Linked DNA regions of Homo sapiens: all the other regions are linked to region 2. A link is a loop called in an ENCODE intact Hi-C map of the cell type or tissue named here. Cell type or tissue: IMR-90. All regions are shown on one strand.

Region 1 (8,000 bases), 110 kb before region 2:
GTGATTTTATATAGAGAGGGGACGGGCCTGGGTGATTTTATATAGAGAGGGGACGGGCCTGGGTGATTTTACATAGAGAGGGGACGGGCCTGGTGATTTTATATAGTGAGGGGACGGGCCTGGTGATTTTACATAGAGAGAGGATGGGCCTGGGTGATTTTATATAGAGAAGGGATGGTCCTGGGTGATTTTATATAGAGAGGGGATGGGCCTGGGTGATTTTACGTGCGGATGCAGAGGAGGGGCAGCGTCGGGGCGGCGGAGTCCGACCTCGGGGGATTCACCCTGAGGGTTACAGGCAAGGCCGCTCCAGGCACGCAGCACCTGCCGGGCGCCACCCAGGAGGGGGCAGCAGCGCCATTCGCAAAGCCGGCCCGCTCCGCTCCGCTCTCAGGCTCAGGGCTGCGGAGACAGGAATCGCAGCTTCCCCTGGAAGGGGCGTCCCAGGGGACCTCCGCCAGGCCAGGGGAACCCGGCCTCCGGGCCTGGGTGAACGTGCCTTCCAGACCATCCTGGCAGGCCGCTGCTCCCTAGAGGCCTAAGGCGCTTGGGACAGCCTCCCACTCTACTCCTGAATCTCTCCTCCATCCCGGCCGGCCCCCACCCACCCCTGGTGGAACGGAGACCCCACGTCTTGCTCAGGACCTTCGCCACAAGGCCTCCCTACTCTGCCGCAGTGAGCCCTGCCAGGGAGGCAGAGCAGCAGAGCCCACCCTGCCACCGCCGCAGGGGCCCTCCCCAGGCTGGCCCTGCTGTCCCAAGGACTGATAGTCACCAGGCTGTACAAATATATCTCCTACAGCACATCGGATGCGAAGGGAAAACGGAGGATCACTATATTGCTTAGAACTAATCTGGTCTTTCTCTTCTGAGCCTCACCCACTAGTTAGTGGGATGGGAGGATAAATGAGATGTCCAATCCAGTTAAACTTTGAGCTGATATTTTAAACCCTGCAGAAAGTGCTGGGTCTTTAGGAAAAGCGCTCAGTGTCTCTGAGAGCTGCTGCTTGCTCTGTCTCTCACTGCGGAGGCAGGGATATGGGGAGCGAGGGGGCTTTCCCCGCCGTGGCAGCAGAGCAGTGGGTTCCTTGGTCCCATGAAGGTCCCTGGCTGTGTGCCAGCTGCTGCCTGCTGGTCTTTGGGGAGACGTCCTTTTGTGGCCTGTGTCGTGCTGGACCTCCTGGCCTCCAGTACTGAATGTGTGGCCCATTCTTCCAGCCCAGGCAGTGCCCCGAGTGGGCTGCAGCCCCAGAGCTCTCCCCGTATCCCCCAATGGCTCTCCAGTCTGTTCCTGGGGAGGTCCAGCCCTTGGGCGTGACCGGGCGGTCACCTTGTCTCATAACAGCAAGCTCACTGGTGGGTCCACTGGTTCCCGACTCAGCATCTGTGCCCCGTGGGACTGAAGGGAGCTCTGGGAAGCCCCCAGGCTGACCATAACGCAGCTCCTTTCCGGGGCTGCAGCCTGGGTTCTTAGGGGGCAGCTTGTGAAGTGGCTTCCTCTCGGAGTCCTGAAGGGTGACATCTCTAACGCTGTCCCTCTGCGGGCCCAGAGATGGGAAAGCCAGGTCTTCCATCAACTCTGTTGATGTCTTGGCTATTCTCAGCCAGTCCACGTCCTTCTCTTTTTAAAAGATTCCCAGGTACAGAAAAAGCACGGTGGGCTTTCCCTTGACTTCTTTCTCTCCACATTTCCTCCTTCCAGACTCCCCTGAACCCTTAGTGACTGGCTTTGGTATCCAGCTGTGTATTTTGGAAATCCCTAGCTCAGCGCTTTAGGATTCACCTTGAAATACCAAGGGAAGAGGAAGAAGAATTTGAAAAATCCCGTCTCAGAATAATGGTCTGGCCTCTCAGGCAGGAACTTTCTGCATAACCTTATTTTGAATGACCAAAGCTCAGCATTGCCTGGGTGTCTCTTGGGATTCCTCCTGTAACCGAGTTGAATCTGCCCACAATTTTCCCCTCTCCCCATCTCATCACGCCTCCTCCCCCTGCAGCCAGATATCTAGGGAGAACAGGGAGAGTGGGAACCGGAAGAGAAAGCATGTTACTGCCTTGAAATGGGATCCCCCTTCCCCTGTCTTGCAGTCTGAAGAACTCTGTTCTCATCAGGTCCAAATCACTTAGCTTTTCTTCTTTCTCTTATTGTTCTGTTAAAGCTCCAGCTATCTATCTCTACTCTCATCACTCCCCAGCACACCTCAGTCCACCCTACATACAGTATCGTCTCCAGTCCTGCACCTTCAGGTAAGGACCACGCTTTGTCTGATTCTTCGGATGCACAGCCCATGCTTTCACACTGCCATGCCATTGCTGCGCCGTGTCCCCACCTGAATTTTCTATCTTCCAGTCCTTTTTCAAGGCTCATCTCAGTATCACTTCCTATGAGAAATCTTTCTCAAGTTTACTAAGTCAGATGAGACTTCTCCCTCCTCTAACGCCTGCACCACTCTGAATCTCTCACATCCTGCCTTGTATTTAGATATGTGTGTATTTATTTCCCAGCTAGGCTGGGATCACTCACTCAGCTACATATCTTCTGTACGGTTGTGGATTAAATTAAATCAAATATGACGCTGGACATGGTGGCTCAGGCCTGTAATCCTAGCACTTTGAGAGGCCGAGGTGGGCGGATCACCTGAGGTCAGGAGTTCAAGACCAGCCTGGTTAACGTGGTGAAACCCTGTCTCTACTAAAAAAAAACACAAAAAATTAGCCGAGCATGGTGGCAGGCGCCTGTAATCCCAGCTAATCAGGAGGCTGAGGCAAGAGAATCGCTTGAGCCTGGGAGGTGGAGGTTGCAGTGAGCCGAGATGGCACCACTGCCCTCCAGCCTAGGCTACAGAGTGAGACTCCACCTAAAAAAAAAAATAATAATTAAATCGAATATGGTTATCAACAGGAATAAACCTAGATCCAGCTTTTAAGTAGGCCCAAAGCCCAGAGCACAGCACTTTACACAAATTATTGAATTTCTTTGGCCTCAGTTTCCTCCTTCGTTAAATAAATGAGTTGGTTTCCATAATGTCTTAGGTCATCTCTTTTTCTGACACTCTATATAATTTCATCCACTCTCTTCTGTGGTCTGTGCGTGCATGTGTGTGTGTGTGTAGGGAGGCAGGGCTAACTAACTGGAGAGGAAAGGTGGAGTAGTGGAATTGACACAAGCTTTAGATTCGGACAAACTTGAGTCTAAATCCAGGCTCAGGCACCCACCTGCTAGGTGACCTTGCACACTCTTACCTGCTCTGAGTTAAATGGAAAATAGGATTGTTCACCCACTCAGTAAGCATTTACTCAGTCCTGCTAAGTACACACATCGCGTTGGTTATCAGAGGATATTGAGTAAATAAGACGTGTCCCCTCTCTGTAGCAGGCCAGAGTTCCTCAGAAGGAGATAAACCTATATCACAAGTAAGTGTCATAACATGCAGAAGTACTAGATGGGAGAATGTTCCTGATACAGTGGGGCCCAAAGGAGGGAGAGACTAAATGGATAAACAGATTATAGGGACTGATCTCACTGGGAAGGTGACAGGGAAGGTTTCCCTGGAGAAGGGAGACCAGGAGGGAATACTCCTGGAACTTGTAGGTGGACGGGGAGACGCAAACCATGCCAGGTCTATTCCTGTCATCGTGAGTCTTCTTTGACCCACCTTGGTGAGGCCTAGGAATCTTGGATCCTGAATGCATTTCCAGAGAGGTGGTCACAGCTGACATCAGTCCTGTGGCTTGGCCTCTGAATCTGTTGATTCCATTCTCAAACCTCAGTTCCTTTCCTCGTTGCAGATGAGTCGCCTCCAGTGCCCGAAGCAGCCTCCTCACCCTCTGTGTATCAAGACTGACCTGTGCCCCAGCTAATCTCTTGGGGAAGAGCAGTGCCTGATATAAGGCAATTATTACCATAAGAAGTGACCCCTCCCCTAACTGCCCCCTTTACTGGGTCCAGGGGAGAAGTCTTCTGCACAGAACCCACAAGAGTTTCTACCAAGGGACCATCTGAAAAACAACTCTAGCCAAAGGAAGCTGTTCAAACACCATCCATTTTGACACTTGGCTGGATTAGCAAGCACCTCTTCCCTCAGAGAGTGGGAAAATTTCCAGAATTAGTCTGCCGGCAGAAAGGGAGGTTGAGCAAACAGGCATATTGTTTTTTCATAGCTGTCTCTCTTGCTAATGTTTGGTCAGCCAGCCGTGCATTTTTGCAGTGTTACATAGGCTTACGCTCAGCCTTCATCAGAGAACAATTAGGACGAGTGTGGGGGAGGCCACAGGGTCAGGGATGACAGATGGGCCTCCACTTAAGCAGGTTAGAAGTTCAGTTGCTCAGGAGGAAGAAGACCCATCTTTGTCTGGGGAGCACAGGGTTGGGTAGAAAGGGGAAGAATGGAAATAAGGCAGAAGGCCTCTCTTTTCTGAAATATCCCTTAGGGATAAGTCCCTATATCTTAAGCAGTTGTTTTAGTTTTCCCTGAAGAAGCATCAGCGGCCCTGGCTGAATCAAGAAGCCAGAGGCCTGGTGCCATTCTAAAATAGCAGCATTGCTATGCTTTCCAACTGAGGGATTACTCCTTGGTGAGCCAGAGAGCTTTGGAACATCGTTTGGAAGCAAAACCACATTTTTTTCAAAAAGAATTTTTTTTAAAGGAAATTTTACATGCAGTGAAGTCAAGGCTTAACTCTTGAGAGGAAGCAGTACAGGGACAGTCATTGGGTCTTTGCTGATGGAACGCTTGCTCTGAGTGGAGGGTGAGTTTTTCTTTGGTGAAAGGTCAGTTGAGGTGCCTATGAGAGGGGAGGGGCAGAGGGTACTGTTTTTTAGAAGGGTTGGTTAGGAGGAGGAAAGTACTGGTAGTTGGTAGAAAAGTACAGAAAGTAGAAAGAGAATTCTGTGAGTTAGCCTTTGCAGCATAACAAACTGCCTCGAAACTATGTGGCTGAAAACAACCATTTTATTTGCTCAGGGTTCTGTGGGTCAGGGATTGGGTTTGGGCTCAGTTAGGTGGTTCTTCTGCTCATCTCACCTGGGGGTCATTCTTCTGGCTGCAGTCATTTGACAGCTCAAAATGGGGTTGGATAGTCTAAGTTAGCCTTACTTCTCTAGCAACAGATGCTGGCTGTTAGCTGGGCCATGTGTCTCCAGAGACCAGCCTTGGCTTCTTCACATGGTGTCTGGGTTCTAAAAGCAGCAAGAGAGAGGAAAAGGCTGACCTCACAATGGTTTTTCAAGTCTTGTCTCTTGTCCTGCACCCTCAGGTAAAGGCCACACTTTGTCCCATTCCCCTGATGCACAGCACATGGGATATTTACTGTCCTATTAGCAAAAGCAAGTCGTACAAGCTCCAAGTCAATGTGGGTGGGGACTGGACAAGAGTATGGATACAGGAGGAAGCCCTGGCTCCATTGGAAGCCATCACTGTAACTGCCAACCCACAAGGGAAGTACATCTTAAATGGACTTGGACACCCTAAGCTCAGTGGGATGCAAACCATGTGAATCAGAGTTATGAGCTAAAGTTGAGGAAAAAAGACCAGAGAATCATCTTGTTGAGTTTTGGAACAAGCCAGCTCTGTCCTGGGGATGCTGGGGTAGGGAGACACTGGGATTAGTAAGACTTGAATAACTCTAGTGAGAATCATTTTTAGCATCTCATAAAATTTATAAGTGTCCTCTTCTTCCACATTTACATTTATATCCAAATAGATATGACCTGAGACTCCTCAGGCCTCCCCAGACTATAGGAAAGATGGTAGTATGGCCATAGAGTCTAAATGGAAAAGCAGACACCATTTCCAGGTTTTACAACAGAAGCAATGGTTTATGCTGGTGATGGAAGGGCAGAGGACCAAAGGGAACAGTGCAACAGCCCAGGGATGAGCAATGGCAGGAGGTCACTACTTCTCTGAGATTGGAGAGGCAAAGAGAAGACACCAACTAATAGAGTCCAGAGACCAGGGTGACATGGTACAAACTACAGTCATAATGGACCTGTCTGATGGGAGCTGGAGCCATGGAGAAGACAGAGCCACTGAGGGAGAAGCCACCCAAGACTGAGAGGGAGTAAGAGCAGAAGCCTGGCTTCTTCCTTCCTTCCAACCCCTCATCTCCTGCCAGTGCCTTTTATGGGCTGCACCTGGCCAGAACCCACTACTCTAGGAGCCTCTGAAACACAGCCTGCAAGGGTAGCCCCCTGTAATAGACAGTAGGAGCAATTCAAGGAATGGATCTGGGGCGGAGAGGCCCAGGACCAGCCCATGGAGCACATTCACAGTAATAACCCAAATATTACCCCTGCTTTATCAAGTAAGACTCTTTCCTCCCCACACAGTCCCACTGTAATTTCTGTGCATCTCTGTGGGTATTTCTTATGAGCATAAGAAAAACTTTGAGGTTGACATCCAAAAGCCATTGAGAAGGGGCGTCTCCCAGCCTGAGAATGCTGCTCTGCCCAGGCTGCTGTCTTCTGCCACCCTGAGGCTGAAAACACTGATGTGTCAATGTGGTACTGAACACTCCCACATCCTCCTTGAGACTGAACCTCACTAGCCCACTCAGAAGTGGAGAGATGCCTTTTCCACCCTGCCATTCTCTTTATAACAGTCCTTTATAAAAATAATTCATTCAGCCCCTCCTCAGACACTATCTCTGAGACCAGGTCGAGGAGCACTGTACAAGGCTGACTCCCCATTCCCCCATCTGGTAGCATCTGACCAAACCATTCCCACATCCACCTTCCACCAGCATACCTCCCTGCAAATCCACTCCTGGATGTTCACCTCCCCTTTACCAGACACATCCAGTCATACATGGATAAATCCCTGATGGGTTTGAGCTGGGACCACACACTCAAACACACATGCGTGCATGCATACATATGTACACACAAGTATGTGCTCACATCATTACTACCACAACCTCTGCAAGAGTGCACAAGAAATGAGAAAAATGATCACTGATTAACACCTCCAATGTGTCACATAGTTTATACTTAACTCCTTTACTCCTGAAGAAAACCCTACAAATAGGCCTGATTCTCATTTACAGGTGAGAAAACTGAGGTGCATATTTCTGTGACTGGCTCTAGCTTACACAGTAAAGAAACAATAAGATCAAGATCTTAAGTCAGGTCTACAGAATACCAAAATCCATATCCTTCCCCTACCACGTTGTCTTTCAACCTATATGAACAACCTATATGAACAGCATTTTATTCTTGTCTTGGCACTATTTCTTATTGTCCTAGTAAGATTGAATAAACTGTTATTTCTAAGCCTTCTTATATATTTGAGTGCCAAAGAGTACCGTCTTCTGGTGAGTGGCCCCTAGATTTCAGCTTAGAGACTACCTAAAAATAATCATAAGCAGTGTGCTGTTTCATGCTTCTATATTGTTTTCCAAAGATTTACATTGTTATTACAAGAGGGGCATACTGGAGGATAGCCCCTGGAGGTGATATCGTCTGGGATCTGGAGGCGATTGAGCATTGCTGTTGAGAACACAAACTTTGGCACTGAGCACAGCCTTGGGAAAGGAATTTTCCATGTGCACATTGTAGCTGCATTGTAGCTGGGAGTGTGGGTAATGGCCAGCACACGACTCACGGCCAAGCCAGGCCAACCCTGTAGAATCTTAGCAGCAGTATGGATTTGGAGAGGAGGGAGAGGTTGGGGAAGGCAGAGAGATTAGCCATTGCAATGAATGGTCCCCGTGAGAGGTGATGGGTGGTGATTCTCTAGTTCTGGGTCAAGGCTTCCCGTACTTGAAGGGCAAATGTGAGTAGCAGAGCTGCGGGAAATGAGGAATGCTGTTTCTAGGAAATGAATGTCCTCCTGGCATTCCCAGTCACTGTCCTTTAAGTTTGATGAGGCTGCCCCATGTTCTCAGACAACCAGGTCTGCTCTCAATAGCTGAGCCTTCAGCTACCTTGTTCACCACTTCATCCCTGGTGTCTGTGCATAGTAGGTGCTCAATAAAGACTTGCTGAATGAATGAACAAATCA
Region 2 (8,000 bases):
CTAGAGAAAAAAAAAAAGGCAGAGCAGGGATGAAAAGAGGAGAGGATGCGAAAACCAAGCCCACATGTTTAACTTCTTGGTAGCTGCTCTGGAAAGAGGCTCAACAGAAGAGCCTCAGAGATGTTGGCGGAACTAAGTTCCAGGGTTACCTGGGGATGTCTATCCTTTCCCTTCTCCCACAGATAATCAAGAGTTGGCTGGGAGTGGTAATCCCCACCAAACACAGCCAGAGAAATGTCGCTGCTCTGGAGTCTGAGTCTTTCCAGAGAGCATGTTTAGAATGAGCCCCAAAGCTGAGGGCAGAGGCCGTCCCATGTTAGTGACCAATGTGGAGTACATGAACCACTTCATAGACACTAGAGAGCAGCTTAGAAGCAGCCTCTTATCCATCTGTTCCTCATGCTCCAATCCTGCCCCAAAGAACAAGAAGGAATGAGGCCTGAGGGCCAATCTTGCTGACCTGGGAGACAGTATATGACTTCAGCTTGTCTTGGTAGCAGGACTGGAGAAGAGCAAGGCTTAGGGGTTCCATGAAGTGCTAGGCAAGAAGCTGGGGATAATTAGGACCACCTGAGATTGCTCTGCGCTCAAGAGGAAAGAGGGAGGTGGGCCAATGGAGTAACAGCCAACAATCCCGGACATCCAAAGGGCTGGGCCAGCTCAGGACAACCCAGGCAGCTGCCAGCACCTGAGGTTCCGAGAGGCGGGAGCCCATCACAGCAGCCAGAAGTTAGGGAGACAGCCCTGCCCAAGGCATAAGCTCACAGGCACACGGCCACAGACCCAATCTCTGGTTCCAACACATTCCAGCCACTGCCCTCTAAGAACCTCTTGGAGACTCAGTTTCCTCATCTGGGCAGTGGAAGTAATAATTCCTCCTTTATAAGGTTTTCTTGAAGAATAAGTTCATGTTAAGTGCTTAGTGTAGTGCCCAGCCCATTGTTGAGCTCCTTCGTTATTTATTGGGTACTAAAAAAAAGCTGGGATTCTGCGAGGGACCAGTGGGTTGGGTACTGGGGCAGGGAAGGGGCCAGGAACAAAGTAGAAGCTCAAGGCTTCCCCTTTCTTTAATTCAACACTTAGCATCCACAGTGGCATGCGGGCTCCCAGCTGGAGATGCAGACAGAATGAGAGCCAGTCACAGCCTGCAGCTCAGTGAAGCTGTGTCCCCCCTGGGGCTGTGCTGAGGCCTCCCAGCAGGTGAGCCTTACCCAGGAGCACTCAGTGGGCCTCTGCTGGGTTCTGGGCAAGGCAGAGCCTGGAGAAATGAGGCAGAGACAGGCAGAGGCAAATGGAGCCTGGCATTGCACAGAGTGGGGCCACAGGGGCCTCTGTTTTCTGTTCCTCTCAGTGACATGGGTGGATCAGTAAGTCAGACTGAAAGCCAAAGAGATGAGCGTCTTTGCCTGTGCTCAGTGGTTAAGAATTTCCTTAATCAGAGGCTGTTGAATTTTCACTCATGTTTCTGTACTTAATTTTTAAGAATTAAAGAAATTTTTAAGAAGACTCTATATTCTACAAAGATGCTCCTGTGTCCCACAGACCCACCTGGAGCCTCTGTTCTCTGGCTGTAGGTCATGAGAGGGGTGGGACAGAATGCTGAGAGCATACCCCTGATGATGGCTGCCTTAGAACCCAGCCCCACTACACCCAAATTTAGGAGCTGTGTCATCTTGCATACGTTCTCCAACCTCTCTGGGCCTCCAGTTCCCATTTAAAAAATTAGAGATAGTGGTGACTTCAGTGAACTCATATGGATAAAAGCACTTGGAACAGTACTACGTAAATGTCACACAGCATTTGCTAATACTGTTACCACAGCCTTGATTGGCATCCCCTAGGCTGCTGCATGCTGGGAAGAGGACACAGGGGCCTCCTTAATTGCCCAGTGACAGCCCAGGCTGTGGCACAAACCACAAATGTACTGAAGGCTTCATGTCTCTACTAGGATTCTTTTGGTTACAAGCAGCAGTAAACCTGCCCCAAACTGACATCAGCAAAAATAACATTTTATGAGCACACATAACTGAAGAGTACATGGCTTGGTTCAGATGCCCAAAGGATGAGGTCAGGATCTGGTGTCACTCTCCCCCAACTTGGCTCTCCTCCCTGCGTTGATTCTATTCTCAGACTGGATCTCCATTCGTGGTGACAAAATGGCTCCCGATGGGCAGGGGCTACATCCTTCCTCCCTGGCTCACAGTCAGTGACAAAAGAGCAAGACTACTGCCCTGGAAGCTCAAGCCAAAGCCGCCCCACCCCCCCACCCCCCAAATCACATTGCCTCTGATTGGCCTGACTTCATCCCAGGATGGTCACCAGCGTTTTGATTAATTAGGTCTGGGTCCAGCACCGCCCTAGTGTTTTGATTAGTTAGGTCTGGGCCAAGGACCGCTCCTGGAGGCAGAATTGGAGCCACAGGGAGAAGTGGATGCCCGAGCCCAATCTGGGACACTGACCCTTCCACAAATAAATAAATAAATAAATAAATAAATAAATAAAATATTTGCAATATTTGAGAATGGCAGAGGAGAATTCTAACATAGCAAGGAAAAGCTCTGCTTTCTTTTCCCTTAACATCTCTGAACAATTCATCTCCTCTTTCTGCTCCAAGAATGAGAGCCAGGCAGGTTGTTAAGATGGTTAAGAATCCACACTCTGGAATAAGACTGTCTGGGGTAGATCCTGGATTTGTGTGACCCAGGGCAACTCCCTTTACTATCTTGGGCCTCAGCCCCTTTGTCTATAAGACAAGGCCAATAATCCTACCTACTTTCTGGGCTGTGCTGAGAATTAAATGAAAGGATAAGTCCTCAGAGGGTGTGTCCAGCCCACAGTAAATAATCAATTTGCTCTTGCAGTTGTTATTCATGCGTGGATGTTCCTGCTCCAACTCTGGCCTCTCTAACCCAGCACTAGGCCTTGGGCTAAAAGCCTTCAGGAGAAAGAATGTAACGGCAGGCCAGGGACGAGCCCAGCACTCAGATACTTCCTACCCCACTCCTGCGGGTGGGAAGAAGCTCTAAGTGCAGGACCCAGGAAGGCCAGGCTGCAGCACAGGCCCCAGGGCAGGACCCAAGCCAGGCCCGGAACGCCCAGGAACACTTCCTACCCCCAAGTTAATAAGAAAACCACAGCATCTATTTTTTTTAACTGACACATAATTGCACATATTTATGGGATACAGAGTGACATTTCAATCTATGCATACAACGTATGAGGATCAGATCAGGATAATTAGCATTTCCATGCCCTCGAGCATTTGTCATTTCTTTGTGTTGGCAACATTCAAGTCTTCTTTTCTGGCTATTTGAAAATGTGCAACAAATTGCTGCTAACTATAGTTACCCTACAGAGCTATAGAATACTAGAGCTCATTTCTCCTGTCTAGCTGTAATTTTGCGTTCATTCACCAACCTCTCCTTATCCTCTCCTCCCCCTTTCCCTTCCCAGCCTCCAGTTCCTGCCATTCTACTCTACTTCTAGCAGAATCTCTTCTTGCCTTCAGAGCCCCTTCCCCCAAAAGAAGCAATCAAAAACACCATCCAAATAAGGCAAAAAGCTGTGCCGGAATTTGCATGCAGAGTGTTTATATAGATTAGAACATCTTTGTTGACTCGCAGCTTAAACCTCTGAGGCTTTGCAGTTCATCAAAGTTTAATGTTCTGTTTCACGATGTTCCTTGCCGTGGTTAAGTGGCTCCGTCAGCTCTTAGAAGGGAAACTTCCCCCTTCAGGGTACATTTCCCCTGCCCTGAGCCCAGGAGCCCCACTGCTAAGGGCATCTGTTCTGTTTGCTTTTGAGAAGTACAGATGTGAGTAGTCACCAACTTGAATCTTCTGTTCATCTGGCAGCTGGGCAGCTGGCTGATGTAACAGCTGCAGAACACGGAGTCTCCCAGAAGGGAGAAAAAGAGAAAAGAAAAAAGACACACATAGCCCAGGATGATATGCCACCACTCAGAGGCCTCCAGGAATTGGATCTAAAGAATCTCACTCCACATCATTCCAGCCAGAGTGGAGGCCAGTGGGATGCAGTTGAGCTCAATCCACATTTGTTGGGCCTTCACTGGGCAGCTGGTGAGAGGAAGGTGGCGGCTTAACAGGATCATTAGGAAATGGTACACTCTAGTTGGGAGTAGAAGGCTCTTGGATGGGGAAGAGCTGGCTCTATCGTGAAGGAATCTAAATTGCAAAGTGTTCACAGGTATCACACATGCCTTATCAGAGGACATGACCAAGGTCTTCATTTGTAGATGCTCAGATGTCACCTAAGTTAAGTGAACTGTTGGGGTCAACCTACAGACACTTCTTGTGTATCCAGTGAGTTTCCTGCACTGTGCAGGCACAGGAGAAAGAATAGGCATTCAAGAAGCATTTGTCTATTTTGAGTGTGTGTGTGTGTATGTGTGTGTGTGTGTGAGAGAGAGAGAGAGACAGAGTCTCGTTCTGTTGCCCAAGCTGGAGTGCAGTAGTGCAATCTCAGCTCACTGCAACCTCTGCCTTCCAGGTTCAAGGGATTCTCCTGCCTCAGCCTCCCAGGTAGCTGGGATTACAGGCAGGCACCACCATGCCCGGCTAATTTTTGTATATTTAGTAGAGATGGGGTTTCATCATGTTGGCCAGGCTGGTCTCAAACTCTTAACCTCAGGTGATCCACCTACCTTGGCCTCCCAAAGTGCTGGGATTATAGGCGTAGCATTTCACTATGTAATGACTACCTCAAACCTTACACTGAAATTAACTCATATTTCATAATAATATGATTAAATAAGGAGAAGCCAGCATAGATGCATGTTAATCCAAATTCAATCCCATCTGATTATCTCTCTGCTCCCTCAGTGGTCCAAGCCACCTTTGTCTCTCACCTGAGTTATGGCAGTCACTTCCTAACCAGTCCCCCTGTGCCATACACCTCATCCCTCTTTCAATTTATTCCCAACACAGCAGCCAAGGAAATCTTCTTAACAGGTAAGTTGTATCACGTCACTCCTGTGCTCAAAACCCTCATCTCGCAAAGCGTAAAAGCCAAAGTTCCTCCAATGAATGACTTCCAGGGCCCTGTGTTACTTGTAGTGGAGCCATCTTGGAAGTGGTTCTTCCAGCTCCAGTGGAGCCACTGCAGCCAGCATCATGTGGAAAAGAGATGGGTTTTTCTTTGCTGAGCCTACAGAAATTACAGAATCATGAGTGACTAAAAGATTGTTATTTTTGTAAGCCACTAAGTTTGAGGTGGTTTGTTACACAGCAATAAATAACCATTAAGCTTTCACATTAAGGCTGGACGTGGTGGCTTATGCCTGTAATTCCAGCACTTTGGGAGGCCAAGGCAGGTGGATGGCTTGAGCCCAGGAGTTCAAGGCCAGCCTGGACAACATGGCAAAACCCCGTCTCTACAAAAAAATAGGAAAATTAGCCGGGCATGGTGACACACACCTGTAGTCTCAGATACTCTGGGGGCTATGGCAGGAGGATCACTTGAGCTCTGGAGGAAGAAGTTGCAGTGAGCCAAGATGGTACCACTGCACTCCAGCCTGCGCATCAAAGCAAGACTCTATCTCAAAAAACAAACAAAAAACAGATTCACATTAAAAAATAGTTCATTGCTAAAAACAGTCAAAAGACATTATTGTAGAAAAATATCTAATGAAAAGATAAACTTTATATTATGTGTTAAATTTCAAAAGGCCACAAAACAGTGTATATAGAATAAAAATATTTTTTAGTGTACAAGATATCTATAAAGTTTTCATGCAATTTGAATTTTTAATAAAATCACTTCTATAATAGGTATAAACAAGTTGCAAAATGCAACTCAAGATTTAAATAAATTGTCAATGATTTATTTGTTTCAATTTTTTTATAGAGGGGAAGAGAGCATAAGAGGGAGTAAGAAAATTCTTTTTTTTTTTTTTTTTTTTTGAGACACAGTCTCACTCTGTCGCCTGGGCTGGAGTGCAGTAGTGCAGTTTTGGCTCACTGCAACCTCTGCTCCTGAGTTCAAGCAATTCTCCTGCCTCAGCCCCCCGAGTAGCTGGGATTACAGGCATGCACCACCATGCCCAGCTAATTTTTGTATTTTTAGTAGAGATGGGTTTTCGCCTTGTTGGCCAGGCTGGTCTCAAACCCCTGACCTCAGGGGATCCACCCACCTCAGCCTCCCAAACTGCTAGGATTACAGATGTGAGTCACTGCACCCAGCCTAAAAATTCTTTCATTTCTTTCTATCCTCCAACCTTCTAAATTCCAGAAAGAGGATAGGTATGGCTGAAATGCAAAAAGAGAGTAAGTTCATTCCTAGGCTTAGCCACCCACACCCCAGTAGCTGATGACTTGGGAAATTTGGACCTCAAGATTTGTAATATGTTTTCTTTTGTTGTTGCCTTTGATCTAGTCCCACATGCAATGCAGTTCCATTGTATAGCCTGGGTGACAGACTGGGGAAGCCTGACTTTGATTCCGGAGCCAGTGAAATTGATTCCAGTCTCCCTTCCCTCCCTGTGATTTCTTCACTCTTTTATATGTGTCTTCACTCGAATTTATGTCACTGTGCCTTGCAGACAGAACAGGTCCAAGTCAAATCAACCATACTGGGTTTTCAGGCAACTGAAAATTTCAGATTCTTTTTAGTAAGTCTCCCTCAACCTGCCTTCTTCTTCTTCTTTTTTTTTTTTTTTTTGAGACAAAATGAAAATGTAGTAGTTTACATTTTTCTGAGTTTCATTTCATCTTCCTGGTTTCAACAGTTTTTCCAGCCTGTCAAGACCAATTGAACTTTAATTGGATCACCTGTCATACAAGCTGCTCGTCCCAGACTTAGGTCTTCTGGAAATTTTACAACTATGCCTTCGGTGTCTTTATTGAGAAAAATGTTGAACTTTTAAACTCTGTTGGAGTGGGTGGAGTCTTCTGCAGAATTTCATAGCCATTTAGTGTTTAAAAACCCCACAACCACCATCAGATTAAGATGGTGTCAGACAAACAGGTGGGAGTGATCTGAGCAGAGGCTGGGTGACTTTTAGATTAAGTGTCCACAGCCCCACCCAAAGTAAACATGAAACTCCCCTGAGAATCCCTTCATGTCAGTTACTGTTCTACAAATGCACTAATCTTCGAGTCCAGTGCAAATATCTGTCCTATGTTTATTGTCCTAACATATCAATGTCCTCTTCTGTAATTGCCCACGTAAGCTCTTTAGAGGCAGGGACAATTTTTGTCATTTGGTTAAACAACACAGGACTGGGGACTTCTAAAATGCTGGGTGGGAAGAACTGGGACCAGTCAGAATAATACGGAGGAGGTTTTGGTAAATGTCTTTTAACCATTGATAAATGGGGCAAATCAATGGAGAAAAGGACGATTATTTAATAAATGATGCTGGGATCTTCATTAGCTCTTTTGAGGAGAAAAACCTCTAGTTGGGCTCTAAACTTCTACTATGAGTCAAAATAAATTTCAGAAGGATTAAAGAGACAAATGATACCAAAGAAAATCATCAAATAGACACATAGATCAATGGAACAGACTTGAGAGTCTAGAAATAAGTTCTTTTATTTTGGTCAATTTTTTGTTTGTTTGTTTGTTTTTTAGAGACAGGATCTCACTCTGCCACCCAGGATGAGTGCAATCGTATGATCATAGGTCACTACAGCCTTGACCTTCTGGGCTCAAGTAATCCTCCCACCTCAGCCTCCTCAGTAACTAGAACTGTAGGCACATGCAACCATGCCCGGCTACTTTTTAAATTTAAAAACATTTTTTGTAGAGGTAGGGTTTTACCATGTTGCCCAGGATGGTCTCGAACTCCTGCCTTCAAGCAATCCTTCCACTTCGGCCTCCCAAAGTGCTGAGATTACAGGCATGAGCCAGTGCACCCAGCCTTGGTCAACTGATTTTCAACAAAAGTGCCAACATAATTTACTGGGGAAAAGAGAGGCTTTTTAACAAATGGTTCTGGGACAATCAGCTATCCCATGCAAAAAGATGAACTTAGACCCTTGA
Region 3 (8,000 bases), 53 kb before region 2:
AGATCCCAAGATGAGATCGTCCTGGATTACCTGAGTGGGCCCCCAATCCCATGACATGTGTCTTTATAAGAGAAAGGCAGAGGGAGATTTGACACAGAGCAGACAGTCCTGTGAAGACAGAGGCAGAGATTGGAGCAATGCAGTGCAACCTGAAACCAAGAATTGCCCAGAGGAATCACTGGAAGCCGGAAGAGGCAAGGAAGGATTCTCTCCTAGAGCCCGCAGAGGGAGCATGGACTTGCCAACACCTTAATTTTGGACTTCTGGCCTCCAGAACTATGAGAGAATAAAGTTTTGTTGTTTTAAGCCACCCAGTAGGTGATAATTTGTTAAGCAGCCCTAGGAAACTAAAAGGCATGGATAATCCCAGGATCCCATGGAAGGTTGTGCAGGTTGCTGACTTCTCAAGGGCACTACTTGAGAGGACGAGGAGAGACTAAATACAGCTCACACTGGGCCTGCCAACCTGCATGGCCTGCAGGAGACTGCTCCTGGCCAGAAGGGGTACCTCTCTCTTATTTACAGCTGGCCAGCGCCAGCTCTCATTCTTGGGTTTTCTTCAACTCTCTGCTCCTGGGTAGACCTTCCAGGAAGGCTTTCTTGAGCCACACTTCTCCCCAGGACTAGTCTGGACCCTTCTTCTGCTCCAGTAGATATATTTATCCTGCTGTAACACAATTGTCGGTTCACATTTCTATACCCTCCTCCATATCTCAGAAACAAGGGCTGCTCTTAGTCTCCTCTTTCCACTGTGCCTAGCACATCATAGGTGCTCAAAAGAGACCTGTTGAATGAATGAGCAGGAGCCAGCTATGGAGCCTCAGTGAGCCTGCGGCAGCAAGAGGCACAGTGAGCGGGAGCAGGGATGAGATGCCCGTCCCAAGGGGCTGCTGAATCAAGGCAATTTCATGCTCGTCACAATTTGCCTAAACTAGCCATCAAACAGAACCGGAAAAGTGGCTCGAATAGAGAGCACCACCAGGACGTTAACATTTTGCAGATGTGTTATCTGAGCTTGTGCCTTTATCTTTTCCCTAACTGAGGCATCGGTGCCTAAGGATATTTCCACTGGGGCCAAACACATGCTCACACATCCAATGGGACCCAACGTACTGCATTCCACGCAGATACACACATGAGCTCATGCAAGTCCCAGGGTGCTCATCTGGTCCAGATTTGAAGGAAACTATTTAGCTAGATGGAGAAAAACACATCATGTACAACTTAATACCAAACAGATTTTATGACATACTGAAACTGCTTTTGATAATCTACTAATATATCAGAAGAGCTAATCAACTAAAAAAGAACCAGCTAATGTCATATCTCTGAGGTCTGGACAATGTTTATGTGAGTTGCAGGGATGACAGAAAATACAAAAAGATGCAGGGAGCTTTAGGGAGAGTTATCCAAAGGCTCCCCCACCCCCTGCTGAGATGCAGTCCTGTTTATTGTAGCAAGAAATGTATTTTGCCAATTTATGAACATAGACAATTATTTTCTGGCTGAAAGTCAGAGTGGACTTTTCCAGAGATGCAGAAACACTATTGCTTGGCCACTAAGATCCCTCGTGGGAATGCTGCTAGGGAATGCTGCTAGCCATGGATGCTGCTAGGGAAATAATCGGTGCAGGACAGTTTCACTTGGGACTATCTCAACCCATTGGTGGTTTCCTCGTCAGTGTGGGGAGCCCCTTCATTAACTGGTCACTTGACCACGACGGCATTCCTAAGTGATTCCTAAGACTTCATGAAGTCTCTCGATAAATGTTTTAAATTAAAACCCACATCTGTGCTTGTCCTGGCACCATCTGGGGTTATAAGAGGCAGCACAACATACTGAGATAAGAATGACTTTGAAATTGCAGTTCAATTACTTGATGATGTGAGCTTTGACAAAACTGCTTAATTACTCTGGCCTCAGTTTCCTCATTGGAAAATGGAGAACAAAATGTTGACAGTCTCACTCTGTCATCGAGGATGGAGTACATCCTGGAGTACAGTGGTGTGATCTCAGCTCACTGCAACCTCTGCCTCCCAGGCTCAAATGATTCTCATGCCTCAGCCTCCTGAGTAGCTGGGATTACAGGCATGCACCACCACACCCAGCTAATTTTTCTGTATTTTTAGTAGAGATGGGGTTTTTGCCATGTTGGCCAGGCTGGTCTCGAACTCTTGGCCTCAAATGATCTGCCCGCCTCGGCCTCACAAAGTGCTGGGATTACAGGCATGAGCCACCGCGCCTGGCCTTGCTTAACTTTTCTCAGTGCAGGATATTCAAATGGGGCAAGTGCGAGCAAGGATTGTGGTACTGTGCCCAGAGACAGGGGATGTGGGATGGTGTTTGGAAATTTGTGGAAGTCTATCTGACTGTTGCAATACCTGGGGATAGGAAGGCAGGGGAGCCGAGCATTACTGGTCCTGAGAAGGAGCCAGAAAGCCTCAACTTATTATAATACCCTCACTGAGAAGCACTGCATTAAAGTAATCTCAGGCTGTTCCTGGCTGAATCTGTATGAAACCCTGTGATTCTATGTGATGAAGAGAAGGCGTATTACTTCTTGTGTTTGCTTTTGTTTTGATATAGGTTATCATTGTAGGGAAGTGTTTTAATCTTATTATATTGTATTTTTTAAATAACCAAATCATTTTGTTGGCATTGTATAAAGAGACATATTTTCTAAAGTACCAAGAAAAAGGAGCAGGCCATTTAGACTGATGGCATCCTTTCAGATGCTGCGCTCCCATGAGGAGCTCTAGGAGCCAGTCTTCTCCTTTTGGGCTCTCACAGGAGATCTTAGGAAGAGGTTCTCAGAATAGGGCTGTAGGAAAACGTCCCGACACCTGGCGCAGCCAGGCTGGTGGGGATTAGGGAGCAAACATGATTCACTTCATTTTATTTTTATACAGGAAACTAGAGACATAGCTAAGAAACAAACTCGCTATTTCTGGTTCTTGGCTAGTTGTGGCTCTTAGGGGACACTCCCTTCCTCTGAAGAGCTGTTTTTATGGCAAGGGACTCACATGCTTTTTCATTGCTACATTATCTTTGAATCATAGTTGGCAATTAGGCATTGAAATTTGACTATTTACCTTAGGGACTCCTCTGGGTATGTGAAGAATTCCCCTGTTTTGCTCAGGATGTGGGCAGATGAGGAAGTAGTAGCAACTGACTGATATTATATCTCCATTTGGCTGGTGCTGGGGAAGAACCTTTGAGTCAGCCAAGGAGACATTCCCCAGTGCAGAGATGGCAAATAGAAGTGTATCTTTGGATGTCATCTACTTCTTCAGCTGTCCCCAGGTCAGAGGGAATGGGGGTGGGTGGAGCAGGTGTGGGGGGTGGAAATCCCACCATTCAAATGTTCAAGACAATCTGTGACTTAAACAGAAAATTGTGGGACTTGGTGAAAAAATGGAAGGTTGCACTTTAGAGTTAAAAAGAAAAAAGAAGGAATTCAAGCCAACAACCATAGATAGTCCCAGGCTCACAATGGTTCACTTCTGATATTTTAATTTTGGTGGTGCCAAAATGATACATAATCAGTAGAAACTATACTTGGGAGTACTTATACAATATTGTTTTTCACTTTCAGTACACTGTTCAATAAATCGCCAAGCTTTCCCACACTTTATGATAAAATAGGCTTTGTGTTAGATGAGCTTGACCAACTATAGGCCATTGTAAGTGTTCTGAGCATGTTTAAGGCAGGCTAGGCTAAGCTATGAGCTTCAGTAGGTTAGGTGGATTAAATGCATTTTTAGTGTATGATATTTTCAGTTTATGATGGGTTTATCAGGAAGAAACCCCATAGTAAGTTGAGGAGCATCTGTATTTATCAAGCATTAGGTGCTGAATATAAAATCATCGTTAACATTAAGAATAGCTCATTTCCTATCCTCCTTCTAGATACCAGACACTGTTCATTTAAAATATATATATTAACTCATTTAATCTTCATAACACACCTTTAAGGTACTTACCTATTAGTATCAGGAGCATCTGTATTTATTAAGCACTAGGTACTGAATAAATCATCATCGTTAATAAGAATAACTTGTGTTTCCTATCCTCCTTCCAGGTACCAGATACTGCTTATTTAAAATAGATGTATTAACTCATTTAATCTTCATAACACACCTGTAAGGTACTTACCTGTTAGTATTATGCCTATGTTATGGATGCAGAAACAAGGCACCAAATGGCTATGTAGCCTTCCTGGAATTATCCAGATAGTAAACAGTAGAGATGAGATGTCAATGCAGACACTACGCCTCCAGATTATGGGCTTTATATCACTATAACATAGCTTCTCTTAGGATGTGATTTCTTTTCTCAAGGACGTTACAGGGAGCTGGCAGCCTGCAATTAACGAAAGCTTGGCTGCCGTGGTTGGCTGAGACTCAGCTATTTGTTACAAGAATATACTCTTAAGTTAGGTTGCAATAGGATTCAAAGTGTGGAGGACGCTTAAGGCCAAATTTAATTTAACAGGGACATGGTTATGGATTGGCAGAATAATTGGTGAAATGTTGCCCACAGTGACAGGAAAGATAGAAAGAACACCTATAAATGTGTGTATCTGGCTAAGAAGATTTCCAAGCAGAATGGCAGCTTTTTTTTTAAGTAGGGAGGAGTGAGATGAGCTTAAGAAAGAACTGATTGGTTTTCAAGCAGAATTTAGAGGCAATATTTCCAAGGCAAGGCTTGCTTGATGGGAATCTTTTTAAACAATTTTATATTCACAGATTATCTGGAAAACAAATGATTCCCAAAGTAAGAAATGACCAAAGGACAAAAATCAAATCCAAGAAAACATAGCTTCCAGGTAAAGAACAGATCAGGGCTATGGTTGTGAGAACCTTTGTTGAAATATCAGCAAGATTTAAAGTGATGCCTCATGGACCTCCCAATTAGACAAATAGCTAAAGGGATTTTCTAGACCCTCCTAATCAGACAGTAGCACTTCTGAGAATTATAAATGTTTTGCCTCACCACACACTGACTTGAGGGTTCTGTCTCAAAGAGACTTACAGATATTCTTTTGTCTTAGGTATGGATTATAATTTGATACACAGGAAGCCCACAACATTTTTTAAAGGAATTATATCGCTTTAACTCAAAGGGAAAGATAGTGGAAAATAAAAAGAGGTCCCAGGACCCTAGACTTCCTAATGAAAGAAGCAGGCTACAAACACAGGGCATTTCTTATAGGAGAGGAAGGGCAATTTAGAAGGAGAAGTCAAGATTCCAGAGGGAAGAGCTAACAGCCATGGAAAATCACTCACAAGGAGCAGAAACAAACGCTTTCTTTTCATTGTTTATTGATTTTATTTGAAACTATGTGCATCTTACATGTTTTAGGTTCTTGATAACATTGGAAGGGGACATAACGATGTTTGCTGACAAACAGCTTTCTGAAAAAAAGAGTTTATACGCTATTCCGCGTGGATCAAAGACTTCCAGATCTTTTCAAATTATTATTATACTTACTGCTTAAATTTTTAAAAATGTTTATCTCAATAGTTTTTGGGTGCAAATGGCTTTTGGTTACATGGATAAGTTTTTTAATGGTGATTCTGAGATTTTGGTGTGCCCTTCATCCAAGCAGTTTACACTGTACCTAATACATAGTCATTTGTCCCTCACCCCGCTCCCACCCTTCACCCGGAGTCCCCAAAGTTCTTTATATCATTCTTATGCCTTTGCGTCCTCACAACTTAGCTCCCACTTGTAAGTGAGAATTTGGTTTTCCATTCCTGAGTTACTTCACTTAGAACAATGGCCTCCAGCTCCATCCAAGTTGCTGCAAAATCCATTATTTCATCTCTTTTTATGGCTGAGTAGTGTTCCATGGTATATATACCACATTTTCTTTATCCACTTGTTGGCTGATGGGCATTTAGATTGGTTCAGTATTTTTGCAATTGTGAATTATACTGCTATAAACATGCATTTTCCTGTGTATTTTTCAAATAATGACTTCTTTTCCTTTGGGTAGATACCCAGTAGTGGGATTGCTGGATGGAATGGTAGTTCTACTTTTAGTTCTTTAAGGAATCTCCATACCGTTCAGAAATGAACTCTTAATTAGGGAATGTTCTCTACCCCTGGAATCAGAGAAAATGGCCATATGTGCCTAATTGAGTTTCAAAATTGCTAAGAACAGTAGGGCCATGTGTCTCCTGTTTTCATCTTTTTTTGAGCAGAAACATTGTTGCTTTATTCTCTTTTTTCCACAATTTTATGTTAGCTTCTGAGATCACTGGGACTTTTTTTTTTTTTTTTTTTTGTGAGAGTCTCATTCTTTCACCCAGGCTGGAGTGCAGTGGTGTGATCTTGGCTTACTGTAACCTCTGCCTCCTGGGGTTCAAGTAATTCTTGTGCCTCAGCCTCCCAAGTAGCTGGGATTACAGGCATGTGCCATCACACCCAGCTAATTTTTTTTTTGTCTTTTTAGCAGAGATGGGGTTTTGGGTTTTGTTGGTCAGGCTGGTTTCAAACTCCTGACCTCAAGTGATCTGCCTGCCTTGGCTTCCCAAAGTGCTGGGATTACAGACGTGAGCCACCGCGCCCAGCCTCATCTGATTTTTTTGTTTCATGGATCTTCACATCCAAGAAACCACAGCTGAAAAGCTATATTCAAGGAGTAGACCAGGGATGCCTCATCCTCACTAATGCCTGTTTGAACTGATGTTGTCCTAAACTTTGAGCTGATTCCTTTTTTTTTTTTTTTGGAGCTGATTCCATATGGAATGAGAATTTGAGGGAGGAGTGAATTTTGCACATGAGAGTACATAGTAGATAATCTCCAAATATGTCCACTATCAATTGCTTCCCTCCTTGCATACAAATACCACTCCCTATCAATAAATGTAGATTATTTCCACTGGGCTGGCCTTGTGATTTGTGTTGACCAATACAATAGCGCAGAAGTGTCAGATGGAACTTTAAAATCTGTCTTATGAGAACCAGCAGCTTCCACAGACTCCTTCCTTTTGGAACACAGCCCTCATCTGTAAGGAATCTCAAGCAGCCATGAGGAGAGTAGTATATAGAAGAATAATGGCTGCCTGTGGTGGCTTATACCTATAATCCCCAGCACTTTGGAAGGCTGGGGTGGGCAGATAACTTCAGCCCAGGAGTTTAAGACCAACCTAGGCAACATGAGGAAAACTGTCTCTACAAAAAATACAAAAATTAGCCAGGCATGGTGGCGTGTACCTGTAGTCTCACCAGCTACTTAGGAGGCTGAGGTGGGAGGATTGCTTGAGCAGAGAGGTCGAGGCTGCAGCGAGCCAAGATCACACCACTGCACTCCAGCCTAGGTGACAAAGTGAGACCCTGTCAAAAAACAAAGAAAAAAGAAAAAGAATAGTAAGGTCCTCAGTTGTCTCAGTAAAGTGGCCAGCACCAATTTTCAGCTATATGAGTGAGGCTATTTTTGAGCAATCAACCCTGTTAGCACCTTAGCCAATACTGCACAAAGAATATTCACCCAGGTAACCCAAAAGATTGTGAAGATACTAATTTGTTACTGTTTGAAACCACTAAATTTCAGGTGGTCTGTTGTAGCAACATATAACCAAAACAGATGAAGATTAAAACATTGAGGTTGACTGAAATATCTCCAAGAAAGCAGTAAAATAATAAAACAAGAACAAGTCTGGGGTGAACAAGAATTTTAGGTGGTTAGGAGGTGACTGCAAAAGGAGACAGAGAAGAAATGTTCAAGGAAATAGGAAGAGAGCAAGAAGCAACCTCATAGGTAGCCAGGGAGGACCTCTGCAAGGTGGAGGAAAGACCAACAGTAGCACATGCAGCAGAGAGTTCTAGAAAAAAAAAAAGGAAAGGTATGGAAATCTGCCATCATCTCTGGTAATTAAAACCGTCGATGACCTTTGCCAAAGCAGCTTTATCAAAGTGGTGAAAAAAAGAAGCCAATTTACAGGGGGTTAAAGAGATGTCTAGCCAGGAAATTTTACTTAGTCATAGACGGT

The links. A loop is a pair of places that touch in the nucleus more often than their neighbours do. Peaks named below come from ENCODE experiments on the same cell type or tissue, not always from the same donor. Only the 100,000 strongest peaks of a DNase experiment are listed, where the experiment ranks them.
Region 1: it touches region 2 in a loop (3-fold over the local background); 2 of 110 quality-filtered maps call a loop at or near these places.
Region 3: a loop joins it to region 2, with 2.9 times the contacts of the local background. A loop is called at or near these places in 8 of 110 quality-filtered maps.

Annotation. Positions count from the first base shown.
Region 1 is chr4:26,028,575-26,036,574 of GRCh38, forward strand. No RefSeq gene overlaps it. Among named protein-coding and RNA genes, the nearest start is that of LINC02357, 38 kb to the right of the region's middle. RefSeq lists enhancers at 810-1,391, 1,392-1,974. In IMR-90, a CTCF peak has its summit at 349 (motif pointing right); DNase peaks (open chromatin) are centred at 3,757 and 4,177; H3K27ac peaks cover 1,469 bases.
Region 2 is chr4:26,138,368-26,146,367 of GRCh38, forward strand. It overlaps a transcript of RBPJ not described here. Among named protein-coding and RNA genes, the nearest start is that of LINC02357, 72 kb to the left of the region's middle. RefSeq lists an enhancer at 948-1,717. In IMR-90, no CTCF peak of the experiment used is centred here; a DNase peak (open chromatin) is centred at 3,774; H3K27ac peaks cover 3,175 bases.
Region 3 is chr4:26,085,642-26,093,641 of GRCh38, forward strand. All of the region lies in intron 2 of LINC02357 (long intergenic non-protein coding RNA 2357), which reads left to right. Among named protein-coding and RNA genes, the nearest start is that of LINC02357, 19 kb to the left of the region's middle. RefSeq lists an enhancer at 3,049-3,158. In IMR-90, no CTCF peak of the experiment used is centred here; a DNase peak (open chromatin) is centred at 3,050; H3K27ac peaks cover 1,785 bases.